Linked DNA regions of Mus musculus: region 1 is linked to region 2. Evidence: chromatin contacts called from ENCODE Hi-C or POLR2A ChIA-PET data. All regions are on one chromosome and are shown on one strand. The core of a region is the stretch at or near the end of the contact, and the rest is flanking DNA. Distances in the headings are between cores, read along the strand shown.

Region 1 (6,339 bases), core at 1,175-3,674, 230 kb before region 2:
TAGTACTGCAACATTAAAAAAAAATGTTAGACATTGTCTTCTTCCTCTAAGCCAGTACAATTCTCCAAAGGGAATAAACTTCACACTTCTACTTAGTTTTAGAAAACATGCTGATATAAACCACTATCCAATTATTCTGACATATAGTTAAGTGTGTCTCAGAACCAATTTCTCATTTAAACTTGCCAAGGACATGTGAAAAAAGAAGATTATTTTTTTAATGTTATATGATAAAAATTTTTAATGCTGAAGGTGATTTCCTTCTCAAAACCATGTTTCCAGATCTAGATTTATAATGTGCCTTAAGCTGTAAGCAAATGAACTTTGCATTACATTAGAGAACCACCCTATATTTTCCTTTGGTGCCATTCTAAATTCCAGATCTGTCCTGCAGATTGTCAGGCACTTCAGCCCTTCCAGTCAGCTTTGTAAACAAAGGCTACGCCAAGCTTGATATGTGAATTTGATTAAATAAAACTTTAAATGGTCATCACTTATTAAAGCAGGAAACAATAAAAGGAAAATGCCTCCATACCATGTCTTTTTAAAAGGTATAAAGTTAACAGGCACAAAATAATAAAGTTTAGGTACAAAGTGCGGAGCCTTAGGTTTCAACCTCTGTTTTTAACCACACTATTATTCAAAATAGAGCTATGCTCTCCCACACAACCAAGAGGAGTCTGAGGGGAGCGGGAAAATTCTTTTTCACTGTAAATTTCCTAGTAATTCCAAGTTTCTTAATATGAAAATAGAAAGAATCTGTCGTGGCATCTATTACCAGCACTTTAAACTTGCTTTTCAAGCAGAACTCTAAGGGTTCTGTTGCTTTTGGCTTGTTAAAGGCAAAGCAACATTATCTCTGGATTGCCAATAGTTTCTCCTTATTTGGCTAACATTGAGAGATCCCAATCGGACTACTATAAAACTTTAACATGCACAAAGCATCCATTTTGAGAAAAGGTTGTGATTAGCTTTGGTTTTTTTTTTTTCTCTCCCCCTCCCCACCACCACCACCAAAAAATAAAAAAATAATAATAATAAAGTTTGGCAACTGTCTTTGAGGAGTACACAGTGTTTATTCCCATCTTCCCTAGCCCCGGTGTGCACTCCAGGAGCCAGGACTCAGGGATCTGTGACTGCGACCAACTTCGAGTACAGGAACCCATAGACTCCAGTTACGAGGTGGGCAAGCCCACTCGGGAAGACTTCCCTTATCAGATTCACTACCAATCCCCTCTCTTTCAGCCACTCCGGATTAGCTAATTACACCCCGTTTCCCCCTCCCCAGTGACCAAGAGTAATAAAGGAGAAAACAGGAAATCGTTCGCTCGGGGCACCCGGCTTTAAGGGTTCGGGCTTTAAGGGTTCGGGATCACTAATATCATCATCCTCATTTGTAATCAAGTCCTAAAAATGTACACCAACACCAATGCCCACCTCCAGGCCAGTGGGCTCCATCTGCCCCAAGAGTCCCTGTTAGTGGATTTTTTTTTTTCAACAACCCTCCCCGCCCCACGGTCTATCACTGACACCGGGCCTCGGCACAACCCATTACTCTCCGGCTCGGCTTGACCCAGACTACCAGACCCAGACACATGTCCACAAATGGCCCTGGAGGCCCCCAAGAGGACCACAGTCCATTCTGCCCCGCGCCCAGGAACATCGGCCGGGTCCCCCCCCAAACTGCACAGGCTGCGGGCGAGCGGCTCTGGAGGGGGGCCCGGAGCCCCGCGCCCCAGCCAGCCTCCCGCGACGGAGCCGCCCCCTCACCCGCAAGCAGGGAGTCTCCCGCCACCCCCCGGCCTCAGCCCCGGCCCCGGGCGCGAGCACCACAGCGGGCCCCGGGGTTCCGGGGTCCGGATGAGGGGACGCCGGGCACACAGACCTGGTGCAGGGCGGTGAGTCCGTCCACATTGGCGTAATTGATGTCGGCGCCGCGGTGCAGCAGCTTGAGGACCTCGTCCGTGTCGCCGCTGGAGCAGGCGGCGAGGAAGACGGCGCCATCGTCGAACTTCACCTTGGTCTTCTGGCGCTTCACCACGGGCGGCTCGAGGTCCGTCTCGGAGCCGATCCAGCGCTTCAGCTGCTCGTTCCGCTTCTGCTTCGCGTCCGCCATCTTCATCCCCTCTCCAGCCGCCGGCTCCTCTTATCGCGAGCTGGGGCGGGGGGGAAGGGGGCGGCGGCGGCGAGGGGACGCCGCCGGGGGGAGTATGCGACCGCGTCGGCGACAGAAAGAGAGAGAGAGAGAGAGAGAGGGGCCGGAGCGGAGCGGAGCCGCGAGCCGGGGAGGAGACGCTCGAGACTTCCAGTATCCCACAGAGCACTGGGGCGAGCCCGGCCGAGCGGGCCTCTCTTCCTACCACAGACGCCCTCCCGCCCCCGGCACGGCCGCCCGCCCGTCAGTCCGTCAGCCGCGGCCCGGCTGAGCGTAACTTCGCGAGATCGCGGCCGGGGAGGCGCCCTGCGGCCCAGTGCGCATGCGCGCTCCCGCCTCGGCCTGGGCCTCGGCTTCGGCCCGGCCCAGGAAGAGCTCGGGGGCCGAGCGCTGGCGGGGGCGCTACCGGAGGGAAGCGGGTGTGGCTCTGGCAGCCGGGGGCTGGGCCGCTCCTGGAAGGGAGGAGGCCGGGAAGGAAGGTTGTCTCGTCCGGCGGGACCGAGAGCTCTAGAGGCAGCCGGGTCGGGCGGCGAGGCGGGACCGGGCTGACCTGCCTGCCTCCTCCCGGGCTCGGCGGGCCGCGCGAGGCGTCTGCCCGGGGCGGAGGGTTTTCCTATTGGCTGCGTGATTTGAATGGAGAGGACACGGGTCGTGCATTAGGTGCTTGTGGGGGTTGCTCTTCCCGAGGAACTCGGGGGGAAACCCGGGCGATCCTGATGAGAGCGTTTTAAAAGTGGGGTCGGAGTCGTCTCCACGGCCCCGGTGGCATTGACCGAGGTGATCGCCTACTGGCAGGGGATGGTGACCTGCGGTTAATTGCAGTGGCTTCCTGCAAACACCCACTGCAGAAATGTCTTTCCTCTTAGGCTTGCTCAGTATTGTTGTTTTGTTTTTCCCCCGTCTTTAAGCCTGTTTTGATTTCTTCTTCCTCCATCGCTTTTCGGCCTGGGTGGCACTGCCCATGAGGGCTAGTTCAGCCTTGTTAACTGCTCCTGACCTTTTAAGGGATTTACGGTTTCAGCTCCATTGCTTTCTATGGAGTAAAGACCCGGCTGCGTCTAGAATTCAAAAGGAATGTGGACGAAGGCAGTTACTTCGACTGATATTTATCCAGTACATGTCTAAAAAGTCGTGACTTCCTAGGCTCTGAAAATACAGTAAATACGATTTATTTGAGCCCATTTCTTAAATTCTTGTGTTGCAAAGAACATCATAAGGAGATTTTAGCTTTGCCTTTTCTAAACACTCTCCCGTCCCATACACTTTAGATCTATAATGTCATAAAACCCTACCACTGGTCCTTTTTGGGAATCCTGTAGACTGTGAACCCCCCCACCCCCAAAGAAAATAGTTGCCTTGCCCCTAACCGCCTCCCAGTGCTGGGAATACAGCAGTGAAAAGTTATTTTCTTACTCTTCAGCATGTTGCCTTTCTGGTAGATTAGAATAACTGAGTAAAATATGCTGGGGGAACCACCTTATAGAACTGAATATTCTGAATTTCAATGTTAGGAATAGTAATAAAATCCAAGCTAAGATAAAACTACTTCCTTGAAACACAAAACGAGTGTGCCACACATGAAATACATCTATATCTTCATAAAATGTATTGAGGATCATACCACTAGACCTCTGCACAACAATGAGAACAGTGGTGTTTGGTACTGAATCATCATCATCATCTTCTTCTTCTTCTTCTTCTTCTTCTTCTTCTTCTTCTTCTTCTTCTTCTTCTTCTTCTTCCTCCTCCTCCTCCTCCTCCTCCTCCTCCTCCTCCTCCTCCTCCTCCTCCTCCTCCTCCTCCTCCTCCTCCTCCTCTTCTTCTTCTCTCTCTCTCTCTCTCTCTCTCTCTCTCTCTCTCTCTCTCTCTTTCTCTCTCTCTCTCTCTTTCTTTTCCAGATACGGTTTCTCCATGTAGATCTGGCTGTCCTGGAACCCACTTTGTAGACTTCAAACTCAGAAATTGGCCTGCCTCTGCCTCCCAAGTGCTGGGATTAAATCTGTGTGCTACCACCATGGAGCAGGGTCATGAATTTTCTTAACGTGAAACTATAAAATCCCTATGCACAGAATATGGCCCTCCCAATCAAAGAAAAGAATTGAGTATACTCTTACCAGCTCTCCTATCTACCTAGAGAAAACTGACTTTTCCTTGTTTTCTGAGAACATTCTGTCTATTTATTTGCTATTAAAAGTGCTCTTGAAATACACATTCATTGGAATTTCACATTTTCATTTGGGCAAGAGGACTGCAGTGGGAGATATGCCATTTCTAACTCAAGCACTTCTTTCAGGACATAAAAATAATACAAAAACAAGACAATAGTTCATTAACAAAACATAGTTAATTCCAATTCCCAAAAGCTATCAATTAAAAACAAAATAGAAACCTCAAACCTTGGGCTGTTAGCTTGTCCAGACTTCATTTGAATTTAGCTTTTTATTCTCCATAACTGTTAAGGTCAGACAGCTCTTCCTGTTGCCACCTGTACCAGCTCTGTCTTTTTAGAATTATGTATATATATATAACATAACATGAAAGATCTATAGTTCATTCAGAAATAAGCACAACACTTTATTAGAACATATAGAAAGCCACCATTTCATATTATGTTAATTACTGAGTGGTCTAAGCCGAAGTTGAAGAAATACAAATATGTCCATTTCCTAATGACTTGTATGTAAGTTAGAGTGCGGGGATTTTAGTTCCTTTAAGGCAGATGGACTCTTAAGGTGGAAGCACGTGTGTTTTAGAACCTGAATAAATGTTTACAGTGGGCTAATATAAAATATTTAGTCCCACTGATGGTGAAAGAATTGGCCAGATTCAACAGTGAACCATCTGAGCTTGCTTTGGACTCATCTGTAGCTCTGGGTCATGGCATCTCAAATCTTTTGCCTCTGAACAAGGTCAGTCTCTCTCCTCAGCCAGAGATGCCTTGTACTCCTCTAGGATGATTAGCTGTCTTCTAACTTTCCAGGTCAAGGTTTTCTTCAAGACAGGGTTTCTCTGTATAGCCCTGGCTGTCCTGGAACTCACTGTGTAGACCAAGCAGGCCTCGAACTCAGAAATCCGCCTGCCCCCGCCTCCCAATGCTGAGACTAAAGGCTGCGCCACCACCGCCTGGCCTCAGGTGAAGGTTTATGCCACATCAGGCTCTATCCCAAAGGCCTAACCTTAGCACACTGCACGTAGTCACTTCCATTTCCGTGAACCGACTACACCCGCTCCCCCACACCTGGAAGCACCAGGAGGATCTGGCAGCTATACAGAATGTAGGTGCACTCCTGAGAAGACAGTGACACGCCGCCGGCACCGGTGACTTCCAGCCTGTCTCACGGCCAGGATTAGAAAGTAGGTAGCCCTTGAGATCAGTAATTAATGGTCTCACGGTGCGCTTATCACTTCTTTCCAGAGTCAAGAGCCAGAAGTACTACTGATGCTTCATTTAATCTTTTTAGAACTTACATAGATTTATTTTAAAGGAAACATGCTGCTCTGGTAAGTAGAAAACATTTCCTGCAGTCATAAATGAAAGAAGACCATGAAAAACTGTATTATTCTAATGAGGTCACCTGTCAAGAATTTGAGCTCCAACAGTCAATACTTCCTCTTAATTTATAAATAAAAAAATTATTAAGGGTTGGATATGCTAGCATAAAGCTAAGATTTGTGTAATTAGAAAGACTAAAGGACCTTGATGAGAGTAACTTTATTCTTGTGAATTCAGTTCTTAATGGTGCATCTAGCTAAAATTACTTCCTACACCACATATCTGCCTGCCCAGTACCTTGGAAAACTGGCTTCAACTACCATTTATAACAGTGATGATTAGAGAAGGTTATAGAAAGGACTTCATAGCATGCATCCCTGCCCATTTCAGAGTATTGAGGCAGCCACTGGAAGAAAAAGTTATCTGAAAGTACTTATGTGCTCTGGGAGAAAAGCTAACACATTTCACAACCAACGGTTGGTTTTGAGACAGGGTTTCACTGTGTAGCTCTCTATCTTGGGACTCACTCCGTAGACCAGTCCGGCCTCTAATCCACAGAGATCTACCTGCCTGTGCCTCCCAAGTGCTAGGATGAAGGTTGTGACCCTCTATGCCTGACTTGAGCTATTCTAACTAAATCCCAGGAAAAGCTTCTAAATTCCCCAGGGTAAGATCAAAACTGTGCAATGAT
Region 2 (6,008 bases), core at 3,116-5,615:
CAGGACCCACATGAAGTTCAAGCTTCATATCTGCTACATATGTGTGGGGAGGCCTAGATTCAGCCTCTGTATGTTCTTCGGTTGGTGGTCCAGACTCTGAGAGCCTCAAGGGTCCTGATTAGTTGACTCTATTTGTCTTCCTGTGGAGTTGGCCTGAAATTCTTCCCCCTATTTTCCAATCAGAGTTCCCAAGCTCCATCTACTGTTGGCTGTAGGTGTGTATCTGTCTGAGTCAGCTGTTGGGTGGGCCTTCTCAGAGGACAGCCATGGTAGATTCCTGTCTGCAAGCATAGTAGAGTAGGATTATTACTGTCAGGGACTAGTGCCTGCCCATGGAATAGTTCTCAAGTTGGACTGATTATTGACTGGTAATTCCCTCAGTCTCTGCTCTATCCCCCAACCCTTCATTTCCTGTAGACAGGATAAATATATATATATATTCCTCTGTTATCCTCTTATTCCTTTGATCCACTTCCATCTGAACCTCTTTATCTTTTGCAAAAAGCACTTTCCTATAATTAATCAGGGTAGCATGCATGAGCATGATAAATATGAGTGAACTTTTGTTTTGTTTTGTTTTTGTTTTAACTTGGATCATGCAGACTTACCAGCGGTTATACTGCTGATGAAAAGTGATGCCTCTTCCTTCAGAGGTAAGTGCTAGCAGCTCCTGAAGCAGAAGTGAGCCCTCGTGAACGCCTTCTCCATACGTGACAGAATGGGGAATGTTGACTTGACATTTTGTCTACACACTGGCTGCTGCTTCCATCTGCTGAAACCTCATTCTTTCCCAACCAATCTCTTGGATAACTGGTGGCCAAGTCAATCTTTCCAGTGCACTATTGCTTATAGAGATCACTACTCAGAAGCCATCAGTACACGCTCCCACCTAGCGAAACACACATCTCATGGCCAATCTGCTCTGTGAGCCTGGTCTTCTGAGGGAACTTCCAAGGCCTTATATTAAATCTATGAGGTCTGTTGTTTACTTTTGCTTCTGTGTCTTCCTCATTAGATGTTTGTTAAACTCTGACAGACATGGCACATTAGTATATGATGGGCACATATTAAGAATTTACCAAATGACTAAATGAATGGACCTGCTCCTACATATTAGTTGATAAAACAAACTAGTAAAAAAAATTCCCTGGAAAAAATTTCCATATTCATTAAGATATTCATAATCTTTGACCTTAAAAAGAATATTTTTGAAACTGTATTACAAGGTCATCTTTCAGTTGGGAAATGATATTTTGAGATATGACTTATAATAAGGAAATGTTGGGTGGGCTGCAAGGAGCAATAATAGAATGATTAAGTAGAGTCAGATAAAGTCCATTCTACTGAATACCTCATAGACAATAAAAATTATTGCAAAGAATAACTGGCATGGAATATTCTTAAAAAGTCACATCTCCTTTCAAAAACATTGAAAATTAAGACTGTATCTTATTTGACCTAGTAGTGATAGTTTTTTTTTTTTTTTTTAAAGTGCTCAAAGCCAGGCACAGTGACTACCAACCTGAGGCAGGGAGATTGACGTCAGTTTAAGGCCAGCTTGAACTATACACTGAATTTCTTACCAACCTGGGCTACAGAGTGAGATGTTATCTCAAAACAGTTAAACTAAATGAAAATGGAAGTACTGACAAATGGAAGTCATGGTGCTATTATAGGGACACATCCCTTTGATGCAGACTTCTGTTCATGTTTTGATGACAGGTGACATCTTGACTAAGAACAAGGCACTAATTCAATGGCTTCCTAAACTACAGAATTTAGCCTAGAAGTTCAGATACTAAACAGTCTCCTCCCAAACTCCATTTCCATGATCACTTTTTTTCCTGGTATACATTTAAAGCACAGAGAAGTCAAAGCTGTATGATGCTGTTCTTCCCACAGCAAATGACTTCATGGTTGCTCTCAAAACACCATCCACTGCCCGCCCCTTTTTGTACTACTGAGGAAGTCACCATCTTCACTTATATTCCATTGCTCCTAGTTTCTTTTTAAAGTCTCAAAGTAGACATTCTAGAAAGAATATAGTCCTGTCTTTAAGGGTTGGGGGTGGGAGGAATGGCCCATCTAGGGGAAAGAGTAATAGCACTCTTGAAACAAAGATAGTCTGGGCAGGCTTGTGCAGCCGGGAGCTAGACGCATGTGACTTTTAACTCTCCAGGAACATTGGACTCCAAGTACTCCCCTCTCAATCAGAGTTGAAGCCTCTGTGCATGGCTTCCTGAGTTAGTTTTCAGAGGAAAGAATAACAACACTGAAGGGCGCTTTTGATGCTGGCTAGATGCAGGCAAATTAAATACCAGAAAAACCTGAAACACATAAGCAAAGCTGGCTTTAGAGCTATCCTTCCTTCCTTCCTTCCTTCCTTCCTTCCTTCCTTCCTTCCTTCCTTCCTTCCTTCCTTCCTTCCTTCCTCTTTTTTCTCCCCCTTTTCTTCCTTCCTCCCATCCCCTTTCTCTCCCTCCCTCTCTCTCTCCTGTTATAGACATCAAGTAAGTAAAAAGCAACTAGGTCACCCAATGACAGGTATTTGTCTGTCACTTGTCTACCTTGGTGTGTAGGGACTCAGAGAAGATTTAGTTCAGTTAGATGATGACAGCTGGCTTCGTGACACTAAGTCCTACCTCTGGAGGTGCCCATTCCTTCAGTATGAGGAAATAGTTACCTCTCCATGCCCTGGGACATGGAGCATGATCTAGAGGGAAATGATGTCATGAGAGGAGGAATCTGGGCAGAAAGGAAGTAGGTGTAGTGTTTAGGGACATTGACTCTGAGGTCAGACCATTCTAAATGTGATGAGAAGTTTGCCCTATTACAAGTTAATATTAACCTCACTGTGTTGCAATTTCCTGATCTGCAAAATGGGATGATGGTAGAACGACCTTACACCATTGTTTTATGATTTCCATGATTAAATGAAATGATACGTACAAAACTTAATGTCTAGCTAGTGGTTTTCTAGAAATACTAGTGATACTTAAAAATCACTGTGTCTTCAGGTTTATGTAGAAAATATTATAGTTGGAATTAATTGATGCTTTCACAATTATATTACAAAAGGGTTTTGTTATCACTATTACAAGGTACAAACACAATAAGACATTTCTTAAAAATTACATGCATTCTAAGAAATGCATTCATTGTTATGTGAACATCACAGTGTTTCCACAAATGGAATGGCTATGACGTCACTATTAGCAGATACAATCTTACAGAATTGTCACTGTATGTGTGGCCAGTTGTTGCCCAAAATGTTGCTATGAGACATGACTAAAATAACATTAGAATGAAGAAAGAGAGTGTTGGGTGAGGTCAGGAGGGCATAACTCATGAATGGCCAGCACTGTATCTACAAGTGAGTCATGTAGTTAGCACTGGGATTCTATCTGGATAAAGGAGTTTAGAGTAGGCATTCATGATTGCTTTTTAAAACAATCTTTGGGGGCAATCTCCTTTCTGCATTTCTTCTTGTACCCCATTGTATCTTAGCAGTATAGTAAGGACTTGATTTCCCTGAAAGAGAAATGTTCCCAAAACTGAATTCATTATGAATTCATTATGGTGGCTTCCAAATGAGTTATTTCTTCCTCTATTCCTAATAGGTCAAGGGCTTGACTCTATGATTAAGTTTCAGATAGGAAACCTCAGGGCTCACATCAGACCCCTTTGACCTTTGTCTATTTAATAAAGTCATCTTCTGTATTTCATAGTGTCCCCACCAGCCCCCCCCCCCACTGGTTCAGTTCCTCACTTTTTGTAAAGTGGTTTAGTTTTTTGTATTATCTTCTGGTTTTCCTTTGGGTCTCTTTTCCCCCTTGGATGCATATTCCCCAGAGAGAGAGAGAGAGAGTCAAGTTATATTCCTTACCCCAAACCTTTGTGGGATTGGTCAGTGGATAAAGGCATGAGCTACCAAGACTGATGACCTGGAATTCAATTCCCAGATCTCACAGGGTAGAGGAAAGAACTGATTCCCACAAGTTGTCCTCCGACCTCCACACCCAGGCTTGGTATATGCATACATGTGCATATGCACACACAGACACAGTACACTCAATATTAAAAATATTATAGAGCTTTGAGTGCTTTTTCATTATGTTTCAAACCAAGAAAAACCACCTGACAATCATTCTCATTGCACTGAAATGTCTTCACAGCTCACAAACAGGGTTATCCTAACTGCTGTTCCAAGTGTGCTGTTCTTCCCTTATTTTTGTATATCTGGATCTGTGTTCTCCTCCTTTCTATATCACCTGTGACACAGAGCACATTTGCCTTGCTATGGTAGAGCTCAGTGAGAAACCAAGACTTTGCTTCCTGAGAATTCAAACCCCATGGAGTGCTGCCCTCTTTTGGTTATGACAGCCAAGAGTCCCGACCACCAAATACGGAATAGAACCGGGTGACTCATCTTTTCCTTTCACTCAGAGCCCTCATGGAAACAAACAAGGCAGGGTGAAATAATTCCACTCTCTCTCTCTCTCTCTCTCTCTCTTTTTTTTTCATCTTAACTGACTTCAAAGATTATTTGTTTAGGGAGATACAAGGAAGATAAAAATCTGTATAGGAAACAGAACTTTCATATAGTAAGCATAAACTCCAGGAAAGCCAAGGATTCCTTTGACCACATCCAGCGAGCTAGGAATCCTCAGATGATCACAGACTTTTATGTATAAGGTAGGGGCTGCTCAGAGCAAACGTCCTAAAGGCCCTTTTAGATTAAGAACAAGTTCCTGATTCAGAGACTGCCGAGGCAAGGGCAGGGTTATTTTTCATACTGCCATTAAGCATCGGCACAAATGAATACTAGAGAACTTAGAAGGTAAAAAGTCGCCTTCTTTAGACCCCGTGGGTGTCAGGCTGGCATCAGCCATTCTGCTCTTGGTGCTTTAGTAGGAACAAAGCAGAGGATGATTTGAGCCCAGTGAGAACTAAAGTCACATTTTAAACAAAGGGTGATTGATGAGAGACTGACAGGAAAGAGTGGCCCAGTGACTGAGGGAATCTCATAGGACAGAACTGTTCTAGGAGAGTATAATTAGGAGTCACTTCATTTGCCTCCCTCTCCCTCTCCCTCTCCCTCTCCCTCTCCCTCTCCCTCTCCCTCTCCCTCTCCCTCTCCCTCTCCCTCTCGTTCTCTCTTCTATCTTTCTCTGTCTCTGTCTTTGTTTCTGTCTGCCTCTCTCTCTGTCTCTCTGCGCTGCCTCTGCCTCTCTTTTCTGTCTTTCTCTGTCGCTGTCTGTCTCTCTCTGCCTCTCTGTTTCTGCCTCTCTTTTCTGTCTTTCTCTGTCTCTGTCTCTATATCTGTCTGTCTGTCTGTTTGTCTGTCTTTCTCTCTCTCTCTCAATACAAATTAGTGCCTAGCATAATTATTAGCAGACTGGCTTCACCCAGCAACTGATGGAAACAGATGGAAAAGACTCATAGCCACACATTATGCAAAGCTTGAGGAATCCTGAGGAAGATGTGGAGGAAGGATTATTGTAGGAGCCAGAGGGGGCAAGGACACAAGAAAACTCACAGAATCAACTAATCTGGGCTCACAGGGCCTCACAGAGACGACTTCAGTGACAATCAGGGAGCCTGCATGGGATTGACCCACACCCCCAGAGCATATGTTACAGTTGTATGGCTTGTTTTTTTTTTGTTTTTTTTTTTTTGTTTTGTTTTTTTTTTTTGTGGGACTCCTAACAGTGGGAGTAGGAGCTATCTCTGACTCTATTTCCTGCCTTTGGGACCCTTTCTGTTACTGGGTTGCCTCCTCTAGCCTTCATAGGAGAGGAGGTACCTAGTATTACTGCAGCTTGATATGTCATGGCTGGTTGATGTCTATGGGAGGCCTGCCCTTTTCTGAAGACAAACGGAGGAGGAGTGGGTGGAGGGGTGGAAGGGGGAAGGTAAGAGAGCAAGGGACTGGGAGGAGAAAAGGAAGGGGAAATTGAGGTCAGGATATAAAAAAAAAAGTGTTCTAGGATAGGTGATTTTAGAAT

What was found. A loop is a pair of places that touch in the nucleus more often than their neighbours do. ChIA-PET counts read pairs that join two places held with the same protein, here RNA polymerase II (POLR2A).
Region 1: a map of gastrocnemius shows a loop between it and region 2 (6-fold over the local background). The contact joins the promoter of Ppp1r12a here to the enhancer-like site in region 2. A Hi-C loop is called at or near these places in 15 of 37 maps with a recorded cell type or tissue (Patski, T-helper 17 cell, gastrocnemius and 2 more). POLR2A ChIA-PET finds 5 or more read pairs at or near these places in 1 of 5 experiments (Patski).

Annotation. Positions count from the first base shown.
Region 1 is chr10:108,158,183-108,164,521 of GRCm38, reverse strand. Ppp1r12a (protein phosphatase 1, regulatory subunit 12A) reads right to left here and starts at 2,424. Exons shown (of 25, transcript NM_001368736.1): 1 at 1,886-2,424. The coding sequence starts at 2,122. It overlaps Gm40754 (a long non-coding RNA gene), which reads left to right and starts at 4,085. Exons shown (of 4, transcript XR_872014.2): 1 at 4,085-6,339.
Region 2 is chr10:107,931,031-107,937,038 of GRCm38, reverse strand. No RefSeq gene overlaps it. Among named protein-coding and RNA genes, the nearest start is that of Gm29685, 13 kb to the left of the region's middle. Within about 2 kb of position 4,365, at least 1 of the 3 ENCODE cell types and tissues checked has a DNase peak (open chromatin) inside an H3K27ac peak, as active enhancers do; it is gastrocnemius, where a contact is called at or near this core.